Linked DNA regions of Homo sapiens: region 2 is linked to region 1. The links are chromatin loops, found by intact Hi-C in ENCODE. Cell type or tissue: CD14-positive monocyte. All regions are shown on one strand. Each heading gives the region's core, and the rest is flanking DNA. Links, peaks and the distances in the headings are about the cores only. Region 1 holds the start of LOC124908011 (a long non-coding RNA gene). Region 2 has its middle 28 kb from the start of LINC02991.

Region 1 (8,864 bases), core at 243-8,242:
TGCTGTGGCATGCCGGTGCCAGCTCCCACCGCCTGCAGGAATGGATCACGGGTGTCTCTTTCCAACTCCACGCCAAGTGAGCTCACGTGGGTGGCTTGAAACCTGCCGTGGTGGGAGTGTTTACACTACAGAAATTGGCACAAGGTAAAAACCAGGCCCTTTTTCTTCTGGAGAGCTGGTTGCTAAACACTCAGTGGCACCCCACCGGCCTGGGGCCCCCGGAAGGCTCTGGCCTGGTGTCTAGGGCTCTAAGGACACCAAGGTCCTGCCACCGTGGCGTCTTCTGTGCAGGTGGCCTCTGTTAATGCAGAGGCCATGACCTCGTGCTGCTTCCACTAAGGCCGTCTTGAGAAACAAGAACAGAATTGGCGGTTCCCAGGGAGAAATAACAGACAGGAAAACAGATCTGTGAAGGCGGAAAATTTACCTTTCCTTGCAGCACAGGTCAGCACTGCCCTGAGTGGCCGTTTTTCTGGCCGAATGCTCGAGTTCTGGGACCGCTGTCTGGATTTCTCAGAGGCCTTCTCCCTGTCTGTGGCTGTGTCCCAAAAGTTCACCTTGCTGTGACCGCCAGGAAGAGGCTTTTCTATATGCAATCGCTCTTCAACAGTAAAAGCTTTGTTGTAAAATGTCAAAGATAGCAGGCGTCCTTTTAAGGAAGTCCCCATTTATCGAGTACCAGGCTCATGCCCCTATTGTTTGTACAATTAGGGGGTAAATATTTAAAGCAGAACTTAGACACCCCCTGAGAATGAGCCGGCATCATCTGTGGCGTGTGTGCCTGTGCGTGTGTGGAGATCGTCAAAGCTGTGCTTCCAGCGTGTGAGCGTGCGCCACCCGGGCAAAGCCCAAGCCCATTCGAGCGGATTCATCGTGTTCGAGGCTCGCAGAGTCTTGACCACAAGGAAAATCTTGTTTTTGAGCAATAACCCTTCAGAACGTTGCATGTTAGCACCTTTTGGAGGTTGTCAGGAGACACTTCCTAAATAGGATCTGGGGAGGAAATGGAACCCGCTCAGGCCAAAGCTCAGCTTCGATATTGGATTTTCTGGGGTGAATCAGATTTGCTCGGTCCTATGAGGACTCACAGAGGCTCACCTTGCCCAGCAAGGAGCCTACGCTTTTGAGATGCAGAAAATCTTTAAAATGTTGAGGCTCTTGTATCCTAGGAGAATTTTCTTCTCTATCAAAGAAACCCAAGACATAGGCCCGTGTGGGCAGGAGGGCATAGTGGGGTCAGAAGATTAGAGTGGAGGGCCAGCTGTCTGGCGGTGTGGCTGTGGGCAGGTCTGCAGCCTCTCTGAGGCGTGTTCTGTGGGTATCTGGGGCCTGTTCTAGCACCACACGCCACGAGTCTGCCACCCTGCCTTCCTCAATGAGCTGCGTGCAGTCAGGGGGCCAGCAGGGGTGGGCACCAAAGGGGCCCAGGGACTGAGGATGAAGCCCCACATGGAGTTCTGTGGACCTCCCTGCCCGGCACCCCAGCTCCACTCCTGCCATCCCGGTGGACACTGGACACCTGTCCCTTCCCCTCTGGGGTTCCTGGGCTGTGGGGTTTGCTGCATGGATGCCAAGATGAGCCATTTCCACCCACCCCCATCAGACGCCACCCTCCCACCACGGGTGAGCTCATCTAGGCTGGTCCCTCTCCCTTTGGGGCGGCCTCTGCCCTCCGTGCATCCCGCAGCCAACATAGCCCATCTAGGCTGGTCCTGGCTCTGCCTTCCCTCTCCCTTTGGGGCAGTCTCTGTCCTCTGTGCATCCTGCAGCCAACATAGCCCATCTAGGCTGGTCCTGCTCTTGATGGAATAAGGTAGGCTTCAGAGACCCCCACTGGGAAAACATCCATCCATCTACCCAGGCCTTGTTCCAGCATCAGAGCTGCCGCCGTGAGCTGAGCAGATGAGTCCTGCCCTCGAGAGCTTCCGGGAAGGAGGAAAACGGAGAGGGAGCCTGCCTCCCACACAGGAGAAAGGCCACCAGGGTGGAGGCTTGGTCCGTCCCCTGTTCCAATGCTGTCTTTGGCTCCTCCCCACCCCATGCAACAAATCAGAGCGATGCCAGTAAGTGCAGACCAGGGTGACCGGCAGGCACTTAGAATTCCCCTTCCTGTGGGCTGGATGCTGGAAGGCACCCAAACCGAGGGCACATGAGCACCTCTGAGTGGCCTCTGGCGGGAAGCTGGATTGGCCTCCCACAGGTGTCTGGGCCTCTCTGGGTAAAGCGATTCCATGTGATTATTCAAGAGCTGTGTCTACGCTTGCAGAATCAACACATGGGCTGCCACCTCGATGACCCAAAAAGAAAAGGCAAGGGTGGCAGTGCTTCTGCAGGCTCTCATTTACTCATCCGATCGCTGGATCCCTTGGGAACCCACCGCCTGTTGGCAAGGGTTTGCTGAGCTCCCCATGGGCCGGGCACGCTGCCAGGTGTGCACCACCAGCATCCAGGGCCACAAGCTGGAGAGACAGGCACTGCAGAGGCCTAGGCCATGGGCTGGAGAGATAGGCACAGTGGAGGCCTGAGCCACGAGATGGAGAGACAGGCACAGCGGAGGCCTGGGCCATGAGCTGGAGAGATGGGCACCACAGAGGCCTGAGCCACGAGATGGAGAGACAGACACTGTGGAGGCCTAGGCCATGGGCTGGAGAGACAGGCACTGTGGAGGCCTGGGCCATGAGCTGGAGAGATGGGCACCACGGAGGCCTGGGCCACGAGATGGAGAGACGGGCACCGCGGAGGCCTGAGGACATGATAAGGTACACACCAGGGTCTGGCATCTGGCAGACGGCAGAGCTGCTGAAGGCTCAGGCCACAGGAGAGGGTCCTGAAGGCATGAATGAGCAATGAGATCCTTCCCCATGAGCCCAGCCTGCCCCGCAGCCTCAGGAACTGGGTCAGTCACGCGGCTTCCATCCAACTCAGACGCCCCCACTGGCCACCTCACTAAGCCTCTTGGTCTCCATCCTTTCCTTGGATTCTTGCCTCTCTCACCTGTAGCCCAGATTTCGGTTCAAATCAGCAAGCTGTCGATGCGGATTTGCCCGCACTCATTCATTCAATGGCTGCACCCTACAGTGGCCGCACTGTGGAAGTGCTGGAGCAGAAGGAGCTGGGCAGGGCTGCAGCTGGGGGGCTCTGCAGCCATCGGCCCAGTGGCCACAAAGGGCCCTCCCCACAGAGGGTGGAGCAGGGCTAGGCTTGCACGACATATAAACAGGGACACAGACCAGTCCACCCCGGACCAAGAAGGTTGCAGCAGCCATTCCAATGGGGTCTGGTGTCACCAGGACCTGAGGCCCTCTCTCTCTCCAGCTGTCCCTCCTACCCCTCTCCCTCCCTTGCCCCTCCCCCTGTTACAACACCAATCTCCCACTCCCCACACTGGAGGAGCAGCCTCAGTCCCACGTCCAGGAGAACATTGGTCCCATCCTGTCTCCTTGTCCTTAGCTCACCGGAGGGCACCAAACAGAAAGAGAATCCAACCCAGAACTCCCTCTTTATCTGCCTTCCTTGCCCGCCTCCAAACCGGAGTCAGAGCCATTCAAGGAGGATGGAGAAGGCAATTTCCCGAGAGCCTGCAGGTTCTTCTCACCCGCGATGCCCATGTGGGCCCCACCTCAGCCTGCAGGGAAGTATTCTTAGAAGTTCCTTCTTCACGAAGTTAGGTAACTTGCTCAAGGTCACGTAGCCACCAGCTGAATAGAGGAAGGGAGAATCTACGAACACTCCAAGTCACGCTTGTAGCATTGTCCCGTGCAGTCTCTGTGTCAAACCAGGTAGTCAGTGGTGCTGTGAGCCGCCCGGGGCACTTCTCCAAGCTGGGAAGAGGCTCCAGGCTCGGAAGCCCCCTGAGAGCCCTCCCTGACCCACCCTCACCCTTGACCACCACTGAGGGGAATTTCTTCATTTTCTGTGCCTGAAGGTTCAAGAGGGAAGTCAAAAGTGGCTTCCAGTCAGCTTAATGGGGACGGGGTTTTCTCTGGGGGTGATGAAACTGTTTCGGAGCTTGACAGAGATGGTGGTTGCACAACACCGAGGATGTACTAAATGCTGTTGAAATTGACACTGCAAAAGGGTTCGCTTTATGTTATGTGAATTCCACCTTAAAAATGCTTTAACGTGGCTTCAAGACAAATCTTAGTGGACCTTACAGAGCATTTTGAGACACTATCAGCAAATGCCCACAGAGCTGGGCCCCCTGTGCCTCCCCGATCCCAGGTCCATGAGCAGAGTTAACCCTAAACCACCTCCTGAGCCACAGCCTGAAAGTAGCCCCCACCGACAGGGGAGGCAATGGAGTCCAAGGGTCCCTGAGGCCATGCCTCATGCCCACCACGTCCAGCAGAGTGACCGGAGCAGGTGCCTCAGTCCACGCCTCCCCAGGATGAAGAGAGGACAGCAGGGACCTTGCCAAGTTTCCCTTTGGGTGCAACAAGTTCTGTCACTTGTAAGCAGAGCATGAAGCATGGCTCTGTGGTCACTAGTAAAAGCTGGTGTGTGACACGAGGGTGGGAACTGGGAGCAGAGATGCCAGCACCTCCTGCGTCTGCCTCAACATCAGCCACCTCCTCCTGCCCTCTGTTGCCCTGACTGCCCATCTCAGGACTTCCTCGTCCTCGGTCTTGTTTATGAGCCTGTGGCTTTGAGGACGCTCAGTCCGTCCTCAGAGCCAAAGCTCTGGCCCTGGGAGAGGAGCGGGAGGCTTCAAGCTTCTACACAATGGAAAAGCAAAGATGAAATAAGAAAATTCCTCTCGGTCCAGGAGTCTGTGCTGAAGAAATGACTCATTACAAACAGCAGAAACTTCAAGTTAGACAGATGGGGAGAAACTCTCTGAAATGTGCTTTTCTGCCTAATTTAGAATAATTGCAATCCACTACATTAGGGCATCAGGTTTTCAGCATCTCATGAAATGCTGAGGGTGAGAAGGGAGCATTTTCTGACAAATTAAGATCAAGCTGAAAAGGCCAATGTGCTGGCTGCTGTTCAGCCTTGGTCCTTCTCCCGCAGCTCCACGTGGCTGTAGCCAGCAACTCATCACAGGCAGCTTGCAGTCCGAAACCCACTGTGGGCTGATCAAAGACTGAAACCCTAGAAGGAGAGAAGGGAGAAGCAAGAGGTCCCTAGCCCACAGAACCTTGGGGACCGGCACAGCACCCTGGTCCTTCCTCTCATCCTACTCTCTGCCACCCACCCAAGCTGGGAAGAGGCTCCAGGCTCAGAACACCCCACCCCAAACACTTGGAGAGATGCTGGCCTCCGCTGCCTCGTGCCTTCCAAGAAATGAGGGTCCAAGCCACTCTTCTTCATCCAGATCTTGGCTCTAAACCTGCAGTGCACTCTGAGTTGGTTCCTGCTATCCCAGAGCCTCATTTGGCCTTAGACGCGGAGAAGGAGCATTTCACAGCTGGAACAGAACTCCCATGCTCCCAACCCCAGCATCCTTGGGCCACCGATGGGAAAGCTGAGACCCCCTCACCTTCACCCAAGGAAGGAAACTCAGTCAGGGTCACCAGAATAATGAAAAGCCAGGCTTTCTCCCGGACGCTTTGCTGTTGAATCTGCCCGAGAGCAGTGCCGGTGGAGCCAGGTGGCTCTGGGCCAAACCACCACTCGTCCCCATTGGATTTGTGCTGACTCCCACCCAATTCCAAAGAATTACATCAGAGCTGTGGAAACCAAGACCAACGAAGCACCACACCAGTTGCCATTCTTCTAAGCTCCAAGTCCTCTACGCAACTAAAGACTCAGGATCCTTCCACGTAAACCCAAGAACTGGGAAGCCTCAGCCATGGCCGGGGGACGTCAGAGGCCGGGAGCCACTGCCCTGCCGGCCAGGCCAGCAGCTCACCCAGCTGGAGATGTAAGGGGACAAGGGGACGGCCCCATGTCGACCTCCTCCACCTGTGTTGTTCCCATGGAATCGGGCTGTTTATGTCCTCATGCATTCCCATGCAAACAGGCCAGAGCAGATGGCCCCTGGGCCGTCGTGCCCACACCACTGCTGTGCGGTGAGCAGGGCCTGCCTCTGCTTTCTTGACTTTCCCTAAAGCTCTCCTGTGGTCCAGCCACCGGGGTTCAACCCTCAGAGCCCCCGTGTCATCCCCCTCCGTGTAGTTCAGGTTTCCCTTCCTGACAGGCACAAACATCTTCCAGCCTGAACATGAGCAAGACACGGTCCCACTCGGCGTTCATTTTCCTTGAACCTGGCCCCACCTCCCTTTGCAGTCCGGCCCAGATTGTCCTCATAACCTGGTGTGGCTCCACCTCCCGTTGCAGTCCGGCCCAGATTGTCCTCATAACCCGGTGTGGCTCCACCTCCCTTTGCAGTCCGGCCCAGATCGTCCTCGGAACCCGGTGTGGCCCCACCTCCCTTTGCAGTCTGGCCCAGATTGTCCTCGAACTGGTGTGGCCCCACCTCCCTTTGCAGTCCGGCCCAGATTGTCCTCGGAACCCAGTGCAGGCCTCATGCATGGCAAATATTCCACAAACACACGCGGAACTGAACATCACCATCAACGCATTGATCATTACCATTTAGTGAAATAATGAAGGCTGCCCTTTAAATTTGCATTTGTGTGGACCAATCATCAGTAGCCAAGTGACCTGCTGCCCTGTCTCTGTGGACCACAACTCAGGGGAGCCCCGAGCAGAGCCAGCTCCCCGAAGTCCTCCAATTGTTTACATTTACGTCACATGTGGAACTATGATCTGGGAAAGTTGGATGTGGCCAAGTCAGAGGAGCTGAGCCTGCCCTGGGCTGGCTGCAGAAGACTCGGAATTCACTGCCTGGTTGGACCCTCACTGCAGATTTGGGATGTAGGAGGGCAGGTGGTGGTATCCCCTGGAAGAGTGCTGGGAGGAGGCAGCTGAAGACAGGGGAAGGCTCCAGGTTAGTGGCACAGATGTCATGGGCCTGTCGTCAAGATAAAAGCAATGGGAATATGACGGACCATGTCAAGATCTTTTGTGTGGAGGCCGGTCCAGGGGCCACTCAAGACCTTAAGTACAGCACCTCCGTAGGAATTCTGCTGGGATGCCACAGGAGAGGTCGGACACTTCTAAGACCTCACTCTCAGCAAGACTCGAGTCTCTTACTGTGTTTCCCACCACAAACACCCCACGGGAGCTACACGACAATGACAGTGAAGGCTTGGGCCCCGCCACTTCTCCCTGCAGCCACTGTGCCCGCTCGGTCACTGGACCACCCTCTCAGGGGCACTGATGTGCAGAAAGTAATTGTGTGGAAACGGAGGGTGTGGGGAGGCTGTCTACAAACTGTCAAGGCAGAGCAGGTGTGCGTTCAGGGCAGTTTGGATTGGTATTGGCTCTTATGGGGTCCTCCTGACCACCTGTGCTTTGTCCTTTGCCCAGACTTGAAGTTAGTAGACCTGACCTGATGGGTGTCCTCACAAAGCAGGGTGTTCAGAAGGAGACCCACCACCCTCCACTGGGTGATTTCACCGCTGCCTGGGAGAGGCCATGCCGACGGGGAAAGAGCCCTGACCTTGGCCATCAGGACGCAGGGGCAGGGCCGGACACACTGTTCGCCTTGTACATTCATGAAGGGGAGCCCACGATAGGCGTTCCCACGGACAGGAGTTCGCCTCTCGGTACTCTGGCCCTGTGGACTCTCCTCCTTTGGGCCACAGCTCAGAGACCCCACACTGAGGTCAGTCCCATCACACACAGGGACACCTGCCACCGCCAAGTAACTGCTTCCTGCCCCAGGCAGGAGCTTCTTGGAGTGAGTCCTCGGCATGAAACAGCTCTGCCCAGGCAGAAGCCCTAATGACGGTTTGCTAAGCCAGAGAGACAGGGGTCCTCCACCCCAGGGAAGAGCCAGTCTTAGAGAGGGTACACCTGGTCCACCTTCAGCGGTGGCATCCCAGGTACCAAAGTGAGGCTATTTTGATGAGGTGTCTTTCAGAAGGGTGGGGCAGTCACTGATTGGCTGGCTTTCAGAGGGGCAGGGCTGTCATTCATTGGCTGGCTTTCAGAGGAGCAGGGCTGTCATTGATTGGCTGGCTTTTAGAAAGGCAGGCCTGTCACTGATTGGCTGGCTTTTAGAAGGGCAGGGCTGTCACTGATTGGCAGCTTTCAGAAGTGTGAGACTGTAACGGATTGGCTGGCTTTTTGAAGGCCGGGGCTGACACTGGCTGACTTTCAGAAAGGCAGGGCTGTGACAGATAGGCTGGCTTTCAGAAGGGCAGGGATGTCATTGATTGGCTGGCTTTCAGAGGGGCAGGGCTGTCACTGATTGGCTGGCTTTCAGAATGGTGAGGAGTCATTGATTGGCTGGCTTTCAGAAGGGTGGGGCTGTCCCTGATTGGCTGGCTTTCAGGAGAGTGGGGCTATCACTGATTGACTGGATTTTGTGTATTGGCAGAAAGCTGTTGATCAACTGGAATGGATTTAAATGATTCTGGTTAATTTTTTACTGTGGTCGAAGAACCGTGAGCCTTTTCCTAGGAGGACAGGCACTTATTCCTCGCACAGGTTTCAACAAGAACATTACGAGCTGCCTGCCTGGCCCACTGGTACATCTGTGAGCAATCTTAACCCATAATTGTAATGATTTCCATTGTTCTAGCTCCTCCCTGGATCAGGCACTGAGCATGACCATGTTTTTTCTTTATGGTTGTTACAGGAGCCCAACGTGCCTCACATACATGGTCTCTGCGGAGAGAACAACCTCGGTTCAGCTCCTGCCTCCCACACTTAATCTACGGGAACTTCTGTTTACCATCTTTAGGGTAGTGGTAATACTAATTCTTTCTGCAAGGACCGTTGCAACAATTCAATAAGACCACGGATGTGTGAGGGCTTCTTCAAGGAAGCCAGAGGGAGGGCCAGTGTGG
Region 2 (8,864 bases), core at 532-8,531, 110 kb before region 1:
CTGAGAAGCAGCTGTCAGATGGGATTTGCCATGTGGGTGATCCTGGGGTTAGGCCTGCCTCATCTCCCTCCATATCCAGCCAGTCAAGAGCTGGAAGCAGCCCTGGGTTGTGTGATCATGGTTGCAGCTGGGGTGCCGGGCACAGCAGCTGGGGCTGTCGGGGCCAAGGAGGCACACCCCGCCTCAATGTGACTGTACGAGCCCTTGTGGGGATGCACTGCTCCTGCTAACAGGTGAGTGGGAGCTGCTCACCAAGGAAACAGCAATCCTTCTCAGAGCCTGAGGGTCTCAGTGCCAGAAGTCCCTCAGGGTCCAAGAGTTCCAAGACTGCAGCTGACATCCAAAAGAATCCAGCTTCCTTGGCACATCACTAGCAAGGGCCCACCCTACCTGCTCACACCTGCCCAGAAGCACCCATCCCTCCTAAGCGGCCCCTCCTCCCTGCCTCCCTGCATCCACACCTGCAGCCTGGTCAGTGACAGTCTCCTGCCATGTCCACCCATCACCTCCACATCAAGGTCATTCTTCTCTGGGGGCTGTGCTGAGCAAGGAACTGAGGCTTCAGGGCCGATGGACCCCGGCTCACAGTCTCATTATTCCACCTTGACACCGTTATTTAAAGTCTCTAAAGCTTGGGGCTTATCTGTGAAACAGGACCAAAATCCAACCTTGCCGGGTTGTCAGGAGGCCTCGATGAAATGGAAGGGAGAAAGTTCACCCTCCTCTCGCTGGTCTTCTCTTTCCCCATGGAGAAGCCCAGTCCCTTCAAGGGCTCCTGTGACATCCCCCTACCCCTTTATCTATGGGGGAACCTATTCAGAACGTCCTTTCTCTAGCTGGGTTTTTTAGGGTGCCAGGCTCTGGCCATCTGGGCCCTGAGCACGACCGACACCTCGCACACTGTGAGCCCTACTCCTTGCCCCAGCTTCAAAGTCCCAGCGGAGCCTGCACCTCTGCCCCTGATGGCCCCCAATCCCTCGCGCCTCGCGGAGCACAGAGGAAGCTGGGTGCAGACATGCATCTCAAGGAGAAATCAATCAGACCCACTAGTGCCAGCCCAGTTTGCACTCTGGAAATTTATTAAACCCTTACATTATTCATTAGAAATCTCAATCCAGGTTCCATTGATTTGCGTGGTGTCTAGGAACCATGCCGAGCAGTTATTACAGAGAAGAGAATTGATGGCAACAGCTCCGTCTGCCAGCTGCTTGTCCACATCCGCTGCACCGTGGTTCTAGGTGTGAATGGGGTGAGAAGACGCGGCACGCACAGAAGACAGCAGGCGAGGCCGCGGTAAATGCCAAGCAGAGAGGGCACACTGCCTGCCGGCCAGAGGACTGGATATCACTGATCAGAAGAAATCTCAGGCCCGCCTCTCTGCCAGGGAAAGTCTCCTCCCGGGTCGTGCTCCTGCCCAGCCCTGCACCTGTATGTGGCTCCCTCAGGACGACCGCAGGAAGATATCATCACCTGGCATCAGGATATCATCATCTGGATTCAGGTGCCAGTGGAGCTTGGGGACCTCCTGCCTAAGAAGAGGGGAGGTGGATGGTTCCTGTGAAGGCTGCCATTGTTCTCAATGCAGATCAGCCCCCACAGCTCCAGGCCACCAGGAAGCTGAGTGCCGTGACTGCCTGGGGCCTGCGTCAGCTATTCCTCTCCCAGCCTCGCTTTTCCCACGCCTGGCTCACAGTGATCAGACTGTCCCTCATCCACCTGTCCCTCAGCCTTCTGGCGAGACTCCCACTTCACGCTGGCATGCATTAGACACCGAGAACAAGGCTGGGGCCGGGGCGGCACAGACGGGCCCTGCCCTGGGGAACCAGGCTGTCTCAGAGATCAATGTCCTGTTCCTCTCACTCACTCCCCCATTTGACTCATGATCACCATAAGCCCTGGACAATGGCCGTGATCATCACCAACCAACCCAGAGTTTCTGACTCAGCAATGCCCCAAAAGTCATGACTAGGTTGGTGCAAAAGTAAGTGTGATTTTTGCCATTATGTTCAACAGCAAAATCTACCATTACTTTTGCCCCAATCTAATAATAAAATGGTAGTGACCGGCTTTAGGTGGCAGAAAGCACGTGTGGCAGCAGCCCTGACAATACCCAGACAGGATGGGGGGCACCCACTCAGGGCACCGTGGCCAGCAGACTCATTGTCTGCCGCACGTGGCGCTGCGTGCGTCCTTCTCCGTGGAGAGGGCCCCTCAGGCAGTGACCGGGCGCGACACTGTTTCACTTGTGTGGGTTCCCGGCCCTGCTCCCCCAGCTCGCATGTGGCTGGTGGGCTCTGCAGCCGAAGCCCCGCCTGGTCTGGTCCTGGGGACCTTTATAGCTTTTCTGTGTCCAAGTGTTCTTTTCTATCTCATTGATTTTTGTCTTCAGGGCAGTGAAGCTTCATCGTAGTTTCATTGTCAATTTAGCATCTCCCCTCATGTATAATTAACACTTCTTCCCTGATTTCTCAGCGCTCTCAAAGACAGCATCGGCATGTCTACACCTCTCAACAGTTTTAAATTTTTTATTAAATATTAATAAGGAAATAAATACTCAAATGCCTGGCAGTTTATGTAGCATGTATTTTATTGTGTTCAAAATAAATGGGAAGTGTAAATCTTACTGATCAGAATTCTAAGGTCAGCTTTGAAGAGATTAGGGAAGTGACTTCTTGAAAAAAACGTTTTTTTCATCAATAACCACGCTTTCCCTGTTACCCTCCGGTGTTAATCTTTACAGATTAGCTTGTGTTGTTTTTATTTAGTAGCTGAATAGTTACAGATAGTCGCTCATTGCCAGGAGCAATCATGTGAAAAACTCCCTCTGCTGAAGTTGGGGAAAGAAAGCATGGGGCTGGGAGGAAGGAAGAGAAAGAAAGAGAAGAGACCAGAGGAAGAATGGAGAAAGGGAGTGTAAAGGGGGGGAAGGAAGGGAGGGAGGAGGGAGGAGAGACAGAGAGAGGGAGGAGGAAGGGACGCAGGGACACACGCGCAGACTTGAACGCACACCAGCACTCCCTCACGCCAGCCTCGGCCTCTGTCGGACGTCTCTCCTTCGACCTCCTAGGCTCCTCCGACGCAGGGTTGATCACCGCAGCGTGACCCTAGAAGCTGTTCTGACGGACAGCCACAGCCTCCTTGATTAATCTCCAGCCCTGCAGTTTCCTCACCCTCCTCCTGAGCCAGCTCACCCGACACGGTGGTCTGACGGGCCCGTCCAGGCCTCTCTGCAGCCAGCAGGCTGAGAACCAGCAACCTTCTCCCTGTCCTCACTCCTCTGTCTCTCTGTCCTTCCTCCCCAAGGCCCATCTCGTGGCTCAGCCCTCATGTCCATGTCCTGACCACACATTTGCACTCAGCTGCCTACCCCTCGCTGCCCCGTGCCTCTCGTCCTGGGCCCCAGTCCCACTCTGGGGCTCTCTCCTTTTGTCCCTCTGCACCTGAGCAGCTGCCCTTGTTGTCACAGTTGCTGCAATGCTGCCTCCAGTCCCCTCGCTCGTCCTTCACAGGTATGGCCCTCAGTCCATCTTTTGCTTCTTTTCTTGGTATCTGCTCTTTGGAGGACTCAAATGGACATGATGAGTGTGACCCTCACAGGAACCTCAATGCCATCCAACCACACCCCAAGACCAAGGACTTGCAAGGTGTGTCCTAAGGATGAGAAAAGCACACAAAGTGAGAGGAAGCCCCAGAAATGCACAGCACTGTGGTCCCTGTGTTGCATGCAAGTCCAGGCTCAGAGGACCCTCACCCAACAGTGCCCGTGGACTGGCACACGCAGGAGGCTTGCCATTGTCACATGAAGTATGACCACGTTACAACATGTGACTTTTTAAAAAATGTTTTTATTGTAAAATACACAACATAAAATGTACTATCTTAACTAATTTAAGTGCACAGTTCAGTTTCACTAAGTACATTGAAATTGTTGTGCAATCATCACTGCCATCCATCTCCAGAACTTCTAATCTTGCAAAACTACACCTCTGATTCCATTAAACGCTAACTCTGCATTCCCCTCCCCCCAGTCCCTGGTAGCTACCATTCTCCTTTCGGTCTCTGTGAATTTAACTACTCTAAGTACCTCATGTCAGTGGAATCATACAGTATTTGTCTTTCTGCCTCTGGCTTATTTCACTTAGCGTGATGTCCTCAAGGTTCTTCCTGTTTATGGCTGAATAATATTCCCTAGTGTGTAAATACCCCATTTTTTTGTATCCATTCATGGGTTGATGAACATGGGTTGCTTCTGTTTTTTAAGTCTTGTAAATAATGTTGCTAGGAACATGGGTGTACACATATTTCTTCGAGTTCCTGCTTTTAATTCTTTGGTGTATATACCTAGAAGTGAATTTTCTGGATCACATGATAATTCTATTTTTGATTTCTTGAGGACCTGTCATATTGGTGTCCGCAGCAGCTGCACCATTTTACATTCCCACTCTCACTGTCCAAGGGTTCCAGTTTCTCCACATCCTCACCAACACTGGTTACTTTCTGGTTTTTGATAGTAGCCGACCTAATGGGTATGAGGTGGTATCTCACCGCATGTTGGATTTACATTTCTCTGATGATTAATGACGTTGCGCATCTTTTCATGTGCTGATTGACCATTTGTGTATCTTCTTTGGAGAAATGTCTATTCAAGGATGTGTGATATCTTCAGGTTAGTTTGTCAACTGTACCTAAGAAATATGTAAATATCTGAAAAAATGCAAATATGTATTTATTGTTACCATTTGTTGCTTTTATAATTGTTTTAAGTCTTAATTAAGACTATTTTTTAAATGTGTACTTTAACATTCTTAGCTAAATTAGGGAAGTAAAATTTGTATCATTATTTTTAGCTCTACTACGTGATTGTGCAATCAGTTTCACTGGACATTTGTCAAGGAAGGAGACTCCTTTTTGAAATGCAGCGGAAATGGCCAACCAAATGTCAGTGATGAAAGTGATGCCAAAAGAAGAAAGCCACGAGTGGGGCAGGTTGCTCAGAGCTATGATCCTTCATGCATTGAGCTCAGTGTTGCAGCCATCATTGACGGGGAAGTGCTAAAACCACGTTCTGTTATTTGTGGAAATGTAGGAGTAGCTAAAGAACCAGTGAAACTATCAAAGCTTAAGTGGTGGTTATATACAAAGCATGGAAAAATGCAAAAACAAAGCGTGTTCTTTGAAAGAATAAGAAGCTGAGAGATGTTCAATATTTTACACATAGACCTTAGTGCTTTCTGAGTTTCTTACAAAGCAGCATTTTGAGTCGCGAAAACCAAATAAAATCACCGACGCACTAAGGAAAGATGGCATCAGAGATGTTTTCAGGAAAACGTGGACAGAATCCATGACAAGGAAGGCGGCTCAAGTACCACTTCCCAACGATGCCAAAGATCAATATATGCATGAACTGGCTGGTGGTATAGAAGACCAATCCACAGAGCAAGTAAAGCTAGCAAAATATTTCTCATTAAAATTCGACGATAACACAAATATTGCTAGCATGGCAATTCTTTGAGCCTGTATGTGATTTGAACTTGATATGAAGGAAGAAATTTTTTTCAGCTTCATTGCCAACAAATACAACTAGCTTTAAACTGTATAAAACTATGAAGGATTGAATTGTCAACAAATATGGCTTGGAGTAGGAGCTTAATTTAAGGAGCTAACGCTGGGATCTAAATCAGCACACTGCTTCCTTCATCAAGAAAGTCTTGCTTTAGGAAAAAAAAAAAAACCCCACTGAACTAGATTATGCTTAGGAGCAAAGTAAAAATTATGTGTTTTGCAGTAGTTGGGCATGGTATACTTATATTACAATATGTATTATTTTAAGGCTGTGTGTTAATGTTGAACTTTATCTCTTTGTAACGATAGAAGGTTGATTAAGAACAACTGTTATTACAAGCTGAAGTGCAATGGTAATGAGAAGATCTTTGTCTAGATTGTCTGACATATAGATTGATCTCTTAATACTTCTGAAAGATAAGAAACCAATTAAGTGCCAATGATTTAAATATTTGTACAGCCAAACTTGCTTATTTGTATGACACCTTTGGGATTTTAAATATTTTTTCCAGCAAAGAAGAAATACAACACATTTGGCAACTAAGAGTTGAAGGCAAATGCAAAAGTTAAAAGCTTGGAAGAATAAAGTTTCTTCAATTATTGTGACATAATTTCTACTACTTAACAACAACCGTCAATGAAGTACGACGTGATCATGATATTTCACATCCACGAAAAAAAGTTATCATCCAATGACTGAGAAGTTTGATAGAACTTTCTGAATTTTGCTTTCTACCAGAAGAGGTCGATGCATAAGAAATTCATGGACCCAGAGTCCATTTCCTTCATGGAAAGATGTTTCAAATGTAACTAAAAATCTACAGAATAAATTGTGAAACTAGCTAATGATGAAGGATTCAGTATGGATTTTGAAAATACATTATTTTCTTTATTTTGGATAAAAGTTTAAGATGAATATTCCATATATGCTGAAAGTGCTTTAAAATCTCTTCTGTTATTTCCATCAACATGCATTTTTGAGGCTCATTTCTGTTTATGTTATTAAAACAAGACACTTAAACAGTTTAATATACATCATTCCCTATGAGCAGTATATCATCACCAGCATAGACTAAGTAAATATACAATTCTTAAAACCTGAGCTCATTTGCTGTATTCAAAGCCATTAATGTTGGCATACATAGGTTTGTTCATAGATGTTTGTATTAGTTATCTGTGGCTGTGTAACAAATTACCCCCCAGAAATTAGTAGCTTAAAACAACAAACATTTCTTCTTGTGCAGTTTCCCAGGTCAGGAATCTGGATGCAGCTAAGTTTGGGGCCTCTCCCAAGGCTACAGGCAAGCGCTGGCCATGGTTGTGTCTCATCTGAAGGCTCAAGTGAAGGAGGAGCTGCTCCAAGCTCACTCATGTGGTGGTCAGAGGATTCAGTTCCTTGGGCTGTTGGACCAAGGACCCCGGTTTCTCCCTGGGCTTCCCCCAGGCTGCAGAATGTCCTGAAGGAGAGGGAAGTGGTCTGTGCTCTGAGGACCCCTCCCTGGAACAGTGTCTTCTGGTTAGAAGGCAGCAGTGAGGGGCTCCTTCCAGAGGCGACCTGGAGCCTAGAGCAGAATGAAGCAGCAGAGTGAGCGCATGGAGGCCTGTGGGGCAGGTGCAAAGGCCCCGTGGCAGGCACATGCTTGGCTGTGGAGCCTGAGGATGGACTCCACAGCTGGAGGCTTCACTCAGATCTTTGCCACATGGGCCTGTCCGGAGGGCAGCTCACAGCATGGTAGATGGTTCCCATCAGAGGTAGCAGCAAGACCAGAGCCAGAATCCTCCCATAACCTAGTTACAGAAGTGGCATTCCATCGCATTTGTCATATTCTAGTCCTTACAAGCAAGTAGTCCAGGCAACACTTGGAGAGAGGGATTGCCCAAGAACGTGAATGCCAGGAGGTGGGGACCCTTACACGATCTCAGAGGCTGCTGGCCACACCTTTTAACAAGGAGAAATGCTGAATTCGCTTTTAACTTCCTGTTCAGTGACAGAGAGTGACAAGAGTGACTCTATATTTATCACAGACCTGCACACTTTCAATAATTTATTATAGAAACAACATAATTTATTTCTTTTTCTCTGTATTGTCTTGGTTTAATATTCATGAAGATGTGGTTTTATACCTGTCGAATCTAATAATAAAAACAATTGGGGCTGATCTGCTTTTTTATTTGATTTCTCTAGTGATTGACTGTATGTTATGAAAGCAGGCTCCCTGCCCCAGGTGCACGGTGAGGTGTGGGAGCTCCGGGGAAAGGCCCCTGTGCTGGTGGCTGGAGCCGCCCATTCCCCGAATGGTGGCCGTAAAGCTCTCGTGGGGTATGGGTCGGGTCAAGCCATGCTCCACTCAGAGCCCTCGGTGGCTGTCGCCTTCTTGCTTGGAATACCATCCCCAGCCGCCTCTCAGATCTCCCAGGCCCTGCAGTGTGGCCCTGACTCCTCCCTACTTTCCCTCCTCGGCAGCCACAACGCCTGTCCTCAGACTCCACAGCCAAGCATGCGCCTGCCACGGGGCCTCTGCCCCTGCCCCCAGGCCTCCGTGGGCTCACGCTGCGGCTTCATTCTGCTCTGGGCTCACAGGTCCCCTCTGGAGGGAGCCCCTCACTGCTGCATCTAACAGGAAGACCTTGTCCCAGGGAGGGTGCTGGAACAGAGGCTGAGGGAGCCCCTCACTGCTGCATCTAACAGGAAGGCCTCGTCCCAGGGAGGGTGCTGGACCACAGGCTGAGGGAGCCCCTCGCCACTGTGTCTAACAGGAAGACCTTGTCCCAGGGAGGGTGCTGGACCACAGGCTGAGGGAGCCCCTCACCGCTGCGTCTAACAGGAAGGCCTCGTCCCAGGGAGGGTGCTGGAACACAGGCTGCTGCCCTTTCCTTCGGGATGCTCTGCAGCCTGCACTGGGCCTCTCTGCTCTTTGCTTACTGCCCAGCGTCGCTTCCACGCAGACTGGAATGTGATTTTGTGGGTGGTTTGCTGCTGCATGCCGGGGCCTGGGTAGGGCTGGGACACGGCGGGTGTTGCCTGAACACCTCAGAATGAAGGAGCAGTGAGGAAGGGCTGAGTCTGGGAACCAGCTCTGCTGTGGAGTTGTCTAAGGAAGCTCCGTTATGCAAAACGCCTCATTGAGGGACCACACCCTCCCCAGCCACACACCACAAAAGGCTCCTGTTCAAGGGTGTGAACACCTTTATAACATCAGCTGAAAGATGACTGACAACTGAAAGCCAATGGCAGAACAGCACACGGCCTCTCAGGAAGCAACTCGGAAGAGTCGCGGTGCTTGGGATTCAGAGACACTGAC

The links. A loop is a pair of places that touch in the nucleus more often than their neighbours do. Peaks named below come from ENCODE experiments on the same cell type or tissue, not always from the same donor. Only the 100,000 strongest peaks of a DNase experiment are listed, where the experiment ranks them.
Region 2: a loop joins it to region 1, with 6 times the contacts of the local background. A loop is called at or near these places in 2 of 110 quality-filtered maps.

The regions. Positions count from the first base shown.
Region 1 is chr2:239,496,226-239,505,089 of GRCh38, reverse strand. LOC124908011 (a long non-coding RNA gene) reads left to right here and starts at 8,379. Exons shown (of 2, transcript XR_007088272.1): 1 at 8,379-8,551; 2 at 8,654-8,864. RefSeq lists enhancers at 2,696-3,195, 3,196-3,697. In CD14-positive monocyte, for the core only: no CTCF peak of the experiment used is centred there; DNase peaks (open chromatin) are centred at 2,089, 3,729, 3,979 and 4,519; H3K4me3 peaks cover 2,657 bases; H3K27ac peaks cover 4,749 bases.
Region 2 is chr2:239,602,242-239,611,105 of GRCh38, reverse strand. No RefSeq gene overlaps it. Among named protein-coding and RNA genes, the nearest start is that of LINC02991, 28 kb to the right of the region's middle. In CD14-positive monocyte, for the core only: no CTCF peak of the experiment used is centred there; DNase peaks (open chromatin) are centred at 4,155, 4,565 and 4,925; H3K4me3 peaks cover 2,853 bases; H3K27ac peaks cover 4,999 bases.